Linked DNA regions of Homo sapiens: regions 2 and 3 are each linked to region 1. Evidence: chromatin contacts called from ENCODE Hi-C data. All regions are on one chromosome and are shown on one strand. The core of a region is the stretch at or near the end of the contact, and the rest is flanking DNA. Distances in the headings are between cores, read along the strand shown. Region 1 holds the start of SCFD1 (sec1 family domain containing 1). Region 2 holds the start of RALGAPA1 (Ral GTPase activating protein catalytic subunit alpha 1). Region 3 holds the start of BRMS1L (BRMS1 like transcriptional repressor).

Region 1 (2,847 bases), core at 105-2,604:
ACAAAAATAAATTTTTATTAATGAAAAAAGCCAGTGTTTCACACTATAAAACAATATATAATCGTTAGGCTAACCATTTCATTTATATAATTGTGAAAGTTAAGCTTTTGAGGTACAGAGTGATTTCATTTCAGAATTTGGTGCAACTTCATAATGAAGCGTCATCAATGAACTCGGGAAATGAGGTGTCATTGTGTATCCATTTTGGTCATACAGTAAAATCTATGGATTAAGTTAGAAATCATCTATCCCATATATTTTGCGGTCACGTGGCTTCAAGTGTACATTAAACCGCCAGCACAAGACCAGCCTGGCCAACATGGTGAATCCCCGTCTCTACAAAAAAAAAAAAAAAAAATTTAGCCGGGCGTGGTGACCCCTGCCTATAGTCCCAACTAGTGGGCAGTCTGAGGTGGAAGGATAGTTTGGGAGGATCGCTTGAGTCCGGGAGGTCGAGACTACAGTGAGCCGAGATTCTGCCACTGCACTCCAGCCTGAGCGACAGACAGTGAGATACTATCTCAAAAACAAAACAACAACAAAAACCAGCACATCAGCCTGGCCTGATGGTGTGCCCCTGTAGTCCCTAGCTACTTGGGAGACTGAAGCAGGAGGATCGTTTGACCGTCAGAATTTGAGGCTGCAGTGATCCCTGATTGCGCGCTCCAGCCTAGGCAACACACCCCACTACTGCTTGACTTCCTTCCCACGGCAAGGTGATTTTGCAATTACTACAAGGAAAGAGGAGAAATGCTAATTTCTCATTTTGTACCTCCCTGGATCCCGTGTCCATGCCGGCAGAACGCCACCATAAAGCTACACCTTTTTTTTTAAAGAGATGCGACTGAGAAATATGCCAGATCAGAGTAATGCTCCAATGCTTTCCGTTTCTCTGGAGAAAGGAGCAAAGGGAAGACTCCTGCTGCACTGAGAAACGAGAGCTAACGTTAAAATGTTGCCTGTGTTTCAGGAGCTTCATTTACTTCAGTCCTGTGGTCCTTATACTCCTAGAGCATTATCACCCTTTAAGTGCTCTGTAAGTCACCAAACCAACAGTTCAGTAATTAGGTTCTTAGCACTACACGCTCCTACCCTAACAGCTCAATTTAATGTTGCTACCATTTGAGAGAGTGTGGCTTGATTCGGTAGGATAAAAACTCTTAGTATTCGCCTAACATTACGGGCCACTGAATTAACCTGCACCGGGTCTCCCAGTTCTACCGAGAGTGGAGGTCTTCCTGGAGGAGGTGGGGTCCGGAACTCAGGCACACCCTTTGGCCCCGCCCTTCCGGGCTTTGCTTCCGGGGCGGTAAGGGCAGCCACGTCATCCCCCCGCTCCGCTCCCCAGCCGGGCAGTGGCTCGTGGGAGCCAAGATGGCGGCGGCGGCGGCAGCGACAGCAGCAGCAGCAGCCAGTATTCGGGAAAGGCAGACAGGTACTGACTTATTCTCTTCTCCTTGAAGCTTCGTGACTGCCCCGACGACATCCTTCTCCTCTGGTGCGTGCAGCTCAGAGACCGATCTCCAGGAGTTTAATCCAGTCCCTAGAACATCAAGAGCCCCTCCCCTTTGAGTTTTTGGGGAGAAGTTGCCATTAGCTTGAGGACTCGGTTCCTCCTGTGGTGCAGGAGAAGGAGCTTCAGCGGTGGGCGGATTGCTACGGCCCTGCTCTTGTCTCCTTCCTAGTGGGCATCAGAAGGCCATCACAACAAGATCTAGCAGCTGATAGCTTCTTATCTATGTTGCCACCTATGAGGTCTCCGAGTTTCTGTGCGTGGTTCAGTTCTCCTGGTTTTGATTTTTAAGAGAACTCCCATTTTCTGACACTCAGAGAATTTAGGTATTTTCACAGCGGCTTGCTTTGCGCCACTTCTCTACTTCGGACCAGTCTTTTGGGGGTACCTGCAGAAAAATGCCTGGTGATAAACATTTTCTCCTTCAGCTTGCTGGAAGGCATTGAAGAATGGCAAAACAAATGAATTAATAGCTTTCTCATTTTAATTGTTTGACACATTGTTTTAAAATAATATTTTATCTTCAATAGAGCATGTTTATATAGCTTCTATTTATGCAGAGAAATGTAAAAAGGCACATATTCTTCTCTTGAGTTTTGGGTTTTTTTCCGTCTTAGAAATTAGTTTTGCCTTACTTGAAAACTTCTCATGACAACTTGGTTTATACCTGTTAGCTACAAACTAAAGGTTTATACTTGTTAACTAGTTGTCTTAAAAGTTTTCAAGCAATTTATTCTGAGGAGCTAATAGAAATAAGGCATCAAGAATGTGCATACTTGGAATTCTGTTTCCTGAAATTATGCTCTGTTGGATATAAATATGAATAGGAAAATAAATTTATAATTCATATGACCTACAGAAGGGATTTGGGCTGTACTTGATTCCTTCCTTTGGCATTTAAAGAAAAAGTGATAGACTTCAATTTAGTAATGACACACAAAAGATACTGAGTTGCGTTCTGCTTTTCCCAGTAAATAATTTAGTATAACCTATCAGGTGAAGTCAGGCATAACTAAATATAGGGAAGTTCAAATAAGATTTGGGGCATACCTGCCATTCGTTGTATATGTTTAAACAAATGGAAGCTCCATTTGTTTTAATACTGTGTTTCTGATGACTATACTACATATTAAAATAACGTGTCAGTAAAACTGTACCAATACAAGAGAGCTTTTTGAAAAATAAATTTGCGTGGCCGTAAACTTGTATGCAGAAATTTTGTAGATCATTAAAATCTAATCGTTTGTATTTCTGCAGAAATAAACATAGTAAGATTTTACAGAATTACTAGGTAGTGCTAGATCTATTTTTTATCAAATTTTTACTGTCATTGA
Region 2 (2,819 bases), core at 285-2,784, 5.2 Mb after region 1:
GGGACTTACTTTTTTCACTAAATAAACATCACTTTCCAAAACAAATACGCATCAGGAGGACAGCTCGAGATAAACTCTGAACTAGGATTCAGGCATCTGGATGAATGCATCTTCTTCAGCCAGTTCCACCATTAACTCTAAGTATCAACACAGGCGAAATAATTTTCCTTTTCATCTCAAATGTCTTCATCTAAAAAATCCAACTACTGGACCAGATGTTCCATAAGTATTATTACAGCCTTTATCAGCCTACCAAATGACTAAGTATTCAAAAGAGTCGATTAACATTATATTCAAAACTTAGAGCACTGTTTGGTCTACCAGCAAAACAGAACTTAAGGGCAGACGATAAAAAAAATATTTTTAATTAAAAATAGAATTATATACAATTCTCGAGAAGCAAAGGATGAGTTAAACTACCTATAATAGTTCTCCCTCTAAATGACTAGTGATGAACAAGGTGCATTAACAAAAGGGCGGGGCTCCTTCCCACAGCTTTTTGGGAACCGCCCACTTCCCAAAGAGGTGTAACTGCTACCTCCTTGTCTTCATCTGCCAAGAAACTTGAAAGATTAAGGTTTATATTGTCTGAGAGAGGATTTTATTTTTCTTTTTACTTGGGTGGGGTTGGCAGTAGTCATCTGGCAAACATATCCTATAAACACCATTATCCACAACGCCAGGTCTCCCCACAAAGTCTTAAAGATCTAAGTTTTTAGAGTAATACCAATTTTAAAAAATAAGTTCAGACTATTAACTCAAAATTAGATTACTGTGTTAACAGTAATCAGTGCTGCCAACTGCCAAGTTTTCGCTTCTCCGAATTATTCACCCTCCCGCGTCTCCGCAGAGGCTACGATTTGCCCTCTCCTGCACCGCGCCAGGTCCCGAGAGAGAGTCCGCAGGGGCTCCCAGGAGAGGGAAGGCCGGGCAACCCAGGCCTCGGCGCTGCCACCCCTCGCTCCTCACCGATGACGATGCGCAGGTGCTTGAGGCGAGTCAGTGCGTCCTTCTTGGTGTCTAGCACCTTCTGGGTGGACTTCTTCACGTCCCCGTGCGGCTTCTTGGAGAACATCCTGTCGCTGCCACTGCCACTGCCACTGCCACAGCCGGCTCCCAGCCGGGTCCCGGCGGCAGAAAGTGGAGGGAGTGGACGGGGAGGAGACTAGCCAGAGAGGCTCATTAGCTCCCCAGCCTTGCGGGCCAGGGCAGAGCCGACTCCTTCCCGATCCAGGCCAGGGCCGCCACCTCCACCCGCCTCGCGCCGCGGCTCCAAGGCACCTTCGGCCCCAGCTCCAATATGGCGGATCCCTCTCCCGGCCCTGCACGGAGCGAGGCAGACCCGGGCTGGCCGCCTGCCGCCGCCGCTCGTCTCCAGCGGCCGCCGCTCGCCGCCACAGGCCGGGGCCCCGGACCCAGAGCCACGAAGGTGGAGCTCTCGGCGGCAGGAGCACAACTCTCTCCCTGAGGCCCCCTTAAGGTTGAAGCTTCTTTAGCAGCTTACACCCTGCAGAGGCCGAAACGGAGACGAGTGTGGTAGTGATGGGGTTTCACGACTCTGCCGTCGGTGGCGAACGGTGTCCGTGGCAACCGCCTTCTGACGTCAAGAGTTCTTGACGTCATGCCAGCATGAGATCACCCGTGGCACTCCCCGCCTTGGTTTCCTGTGTAAGCAGCCAAAGGAGAATCTCAAGAAAGGCAAGGAAGGTAGTTACTGCGTGCTCCATTGTAAGCCAAATGATAGTAATAAGCAAAGAGAAGTAATCTTTATTAAATATGTCCATGATTTATCTTTGAAAATGTGCATAAGTTGTTGTGGCCACCAGATCCTCTAGCAGAAAGATAAACGAAGTTACAGTTGGGCAATTTATTCTGTCCTAAATCTATTACTAATAATATTTCCTGCACTATGTATGTGATTTCTTTCATATTTTTTCTATTTGCAATATCCCTGTTTTTTGCTGCAAACAACTTGACAACAGAAAGGCTTAAGCAGAGGTATCTAGGTTTTTTAAATAAAAGTAATCTTGCTTTCCTTTTCTATTGTGCTTTTAAAAATCTTTTCCCCATCTGCACCCCACATAAAGATGAATATATTGTCAGTTTTTCCTCTGCAAAGAAGAATTCAAGGTTCTTATTACATTGATGGAGTCATCTGAAGAATCTGCAATAGCTGAAAAAAATCCGTGAAATTCTGAATGACATAAATTGAAATTTTTATTGGAACCCTTTTTTTTTTTTTCCTTTTTCCTTTTCTTTCCAGACAGGGTCTCTGTGTCCCAGGCAGAAGTGCAGTGGTGTGATCTCAGCTCACTGAAGCCTCGAACTCCCAGGCTCAGGTGATGCTCCCACCTCAGCCTACCGAGTAGCTGGGACCACAGGTGCGCGCCACCACATCCAGCTAATTTTTGTGTTTTTTGTAGAGACGGGGTTTCGCCATTTTGCCCAAACTGGTCTAAAACTCCTAGACTCAAGTGATCCGCCCGCCTCAGCCTACCAAACTGCTGGGATTACAGGCGTGAGGCCACTGCGCCTGGCCAGGAACATTTCCTCCACAAAATAATTTGATAAAGAGTGAGTTTGCTTGTTTGAACTGTTTCCTTCTATGTTCTCACCCATAGCAATAGACTTGTCCAATGAAATATGTGATTAACATAGAAAAATAACAAAATCAGCAAAGAAGAGAGATGTAAGACATTTGCCAAAATTATGTTAAAATATAGTGCTTTGCTTAATGGTAGTTTGTTTCAACAACAATCCTATATTTTTTAAAGTACAAAAAATTTATTCAGTTTCTACATGTAGGGTTTGTTTGTATC
Region 3 (2,700 bases), core at 43-2,542, 5.2 Mb after region 1:
CGCTCCTCACTTCCTAGATGGGATGGCGGCCGGGCAGAGACGCTCCTCACTTTCCAGACTGGGCAGCCAGGTAGAGGGGCTCCTCACATCCCAGACGATGGGCGGCCAGGCAGAGACGCTCCTCACTTCCCAGACGGGGTGGCGGCCGGGCAGAGGCTGCAATCTCGGCTCTTTGGGAGGCCAAGGCAGGCGGCTGGGAGGTGGTTGTAGCGAGCCGAGATCACGCCACTGCACTCCAGCCTGGGCACCATTGAGCACTGAGTGAACGAGACTCCGTCTGCAATCCCGGCACCTCGGGAGGTCGGGGCTGGCGGATCATTCGCGGTTAGGAGCTGGAGACCAGCCCGGCCAACACAGCGAAACCGTCTCCACCAAAAAAATACGAAAACCAGTCAGGCGTGGCGGCACGCGCCTGCAATCGCAGGCACTCGGCAGGCTGAGGCAGGAGAATCAGGCAGGGAGGTTGCAGTGAGCCGAGATGGCAGCAGTACAGTCCAGCTTCGGCTCGGCATCAGTGGGAGACCGTGGAAAGAGAGGGAGAGGGAGACCGTGGAGAGGGCGAGGGCGAGGGCGAGGGCGAGGGAGAGGGAGAGGGAGCTATGTACCCTTTTTTTGAGAAAGTACATCTGGTTAAGTATGTATTTTTCATTGAAAACTAAAGTTAAATCAGGACTGATGGCATTTTCCGACTGCATTTGGTAAAAAATAAATGCCAAAAATATTAGATTGAAAATGCCAAGATAAAACTTCCTTACCTTCTGTATTGTAAAAGTTTCAAGAATAATTTAAAGATTTTTGCACAACACAGAAAGTGCAAGTTATCGTCTATAGTTAATAATTAAATAAAACAGTTTATTAATGGTAGGTAATAAAGGTGCTTAGTAAAACAGATGGTTCTCCAGTTCCCCAGGCTCAATGAGCAGGCAAAGATCCTTTTAGGCAAAAGACATTTTCACATCTAACAGTAACATCTCTGATGGTCAGGCAGGTCAAACAATCACTTGGCGGGAAATAGATAAATACAGACTAAATTCGCACAATCTGTTTCTGTTTAGTTTATAAACTGCGATCCAGAGTGTCAGCTTTCGTGCCTTGTGGGACTTGAAGTCCAGAAGGAAGAAGTGATCAGGGCTGCCGAGGGATGGAAGCGTGCAGCCCCTGCAGGTCTGAGACCTACGAACTACAACTCCCGGCAAGCATCGGAAGGCCGCGTCGTAATTGCGGGCAACCAATCGTACCAGAGCAGGGCAAGCCCCCGCCCTCTGGCTCGGTGGAAGGCCTCCGCCAATGGCAGAGCTCCCATCGCAGAGCCTGCGGGTTAGGTTGTGAGGCCCGGGCCGGGGGCGGGGAGGAGCCAAGGGGGCGAGCAAGCTCGGTGGCTGGGTGGGTTGGGGCGTTCCGCGCGCCCTTCATTGAAGCGGCGGTGGCCGGGCTGGGCGCCGGTAGTGGAAAGCGACGGCGCGGCTGGAAAATGCCAGTCCATTCCCGAGGGGATAAGAAGGAGACCAACCATCACGATGAGATGGAGGTGGACTACGCCGAAAATGAGGGGAGCAGCTCCGAGGACGAGGACACTGAGAGCTCGTCGGTCTCCGAGGATGGAGATAGCTCAGGTGCGCGACCCACTGCTGGGACCCTGAGTCCCCGCGCCCAGCGCGCGACAGGCCGCTCTCCGCACGCCAGGCGGCTGCGTCCTGCTGGGAAAGCGGGGCGGGGACAGAGGGAAGGGGCGGAGACTGGCTCTGGGCCCTGGGCTGCACCCTGACCGGTCGCTGGGCGCTGTCTGGCTCCTGATGGGTCCCGGCGGCGGGGCGGGGCGGGCCTGGGCTTGTCCAGCTCCCAAACGCGGCGTGGTCCTGCCCCCGGTGGTGCTCTGGAGCGACCAGCCCAGGCGGACAACTTCCCGCAGCAGACAAACTGGAAATGCCTCCTCTCCCCAGCCCACCGACCTCTTTCCCTATTTTCACCTTTGCAACCCTCACTTCTCAGCGCAAGTGAGTTGCCGGGACAGAGGGTCGGCTTAGTAATTAACCTCAGTTTGCAAGTCAACTTGCCGGTCAGCACTTTTACATCAGTGTCTTTTCGGGGGCTAACTTGAGAGCGGTCCCGTTCAGTAGCTCCCTGAAGTTTGCAAGACTGAGAGGAAGGGACCAACATTCGGGCTCATTTTGGATCTTCATATGCTTATAAATTGGCTGAGTTTTGGCAGCGTTGAAAATTCTCCAAGTCTTTTCTTCCCTTCAGTTTTTTCTAACTTTGGGCTGTTTTAAATTATTTTGGGTGGGGGAGGAGGGCAGATTAACACTACAAATAAATTTTGCAAACTTTTAGGAATGGTTATTCTAAAGTGAAATGGAATTTGTGATTACCGGGATTATTTTCTTTCGATTCAAATGATGGAGATGAGACTGACTTCTTTGTCTTGGCCTGATTTTGGTCATGTAAAGGAAGCATTGATGATAGGTTGATGACAGCCTAGTATCACCCAGATGCCCTCTTTTCATGTTTCCCTTGCAAAGCAAATCTCCATGGAAGGATATAATTTCAATCAGTAAATCAGCCATCCAAAAATATTTATGAGTGACTTCTTTGTGCAGCACTGGACAGTACTCAATATGAGGGATAAATAGTTATTATCTGGGCTCACTTAAAAAGCTATCATAAGTCACCACTTGATTAAATTGCCAAATGAATGCTTAA

What was found. Hi-C counts contacts between places; a loop is a spot of excess contacts on that map. Pooled maps may share reads with other maps.
Region 2: a loop to region 1 is called in a pooled map, with 5 times the contacts of the local background. The contact joins the promoter of RALGAPA1 here to the promoter of SCFD1 in region 1. A Hi-C loop is called at or near these places in 8 of 50 pooled maps.
Region 3: a loop to region 1 is called in a map of CD8-positive, alpha-beta T cell, with 5 times the contacts of the local background. The contact joins the promoter of BRMS1L here to the promoter of SCFD1 in region 1. A Hi-C loop is called at or near these places in 1 of 168 maps with a recorded cell type or tissue (CD8-positive, alpha-beta T cell), 1 of 37 single-sample maps with no recorded cell type and 12 of 50 pooled maps.

The regions. Positions count from the first base shown.
Region 1 is chr14:30,620,965-30,623,811 of GRCh38, forward strand. SCFD1 (sec1 family domain containing 1) reads left to right here and starts at 1,355. Exons shown (of 25, transcript NM_016106.4): 1 at 1,355-1,435. The coding sequence starts at 1,375. RefSeq lists enhancers at 689-1,888, 958-1,637.
Region 2 is chr14:35,807,761-35,810,579 of GRCh38, forward strand. RALGAPA1 (Ral GTPase activating protein catalytic subunit alpha 1) reads right to left here and starts at 1,535. Exons shown (of 42, transcript NM_001346249.2): 1 at 970-1,535. The coding sequence starts at 1,075. RefSeq lists enhancers at 1,185-1,745, 1,582-1,681 and a silencer at 1,262-1,501.
Region 3 is chr14:35,825,046-35,827,745 of GRCh38, forward strand. BRMS1L (BRMS1 like transcriptional repressor) reads left to right here and starts at 1,293. Exons shown (of 10, transcript NM_032352.4): 1 at 1,293-1,613. The coding sequence starts at 1,472. RefSeq lists silencers at 1,334-1,433, 1,684-1,853.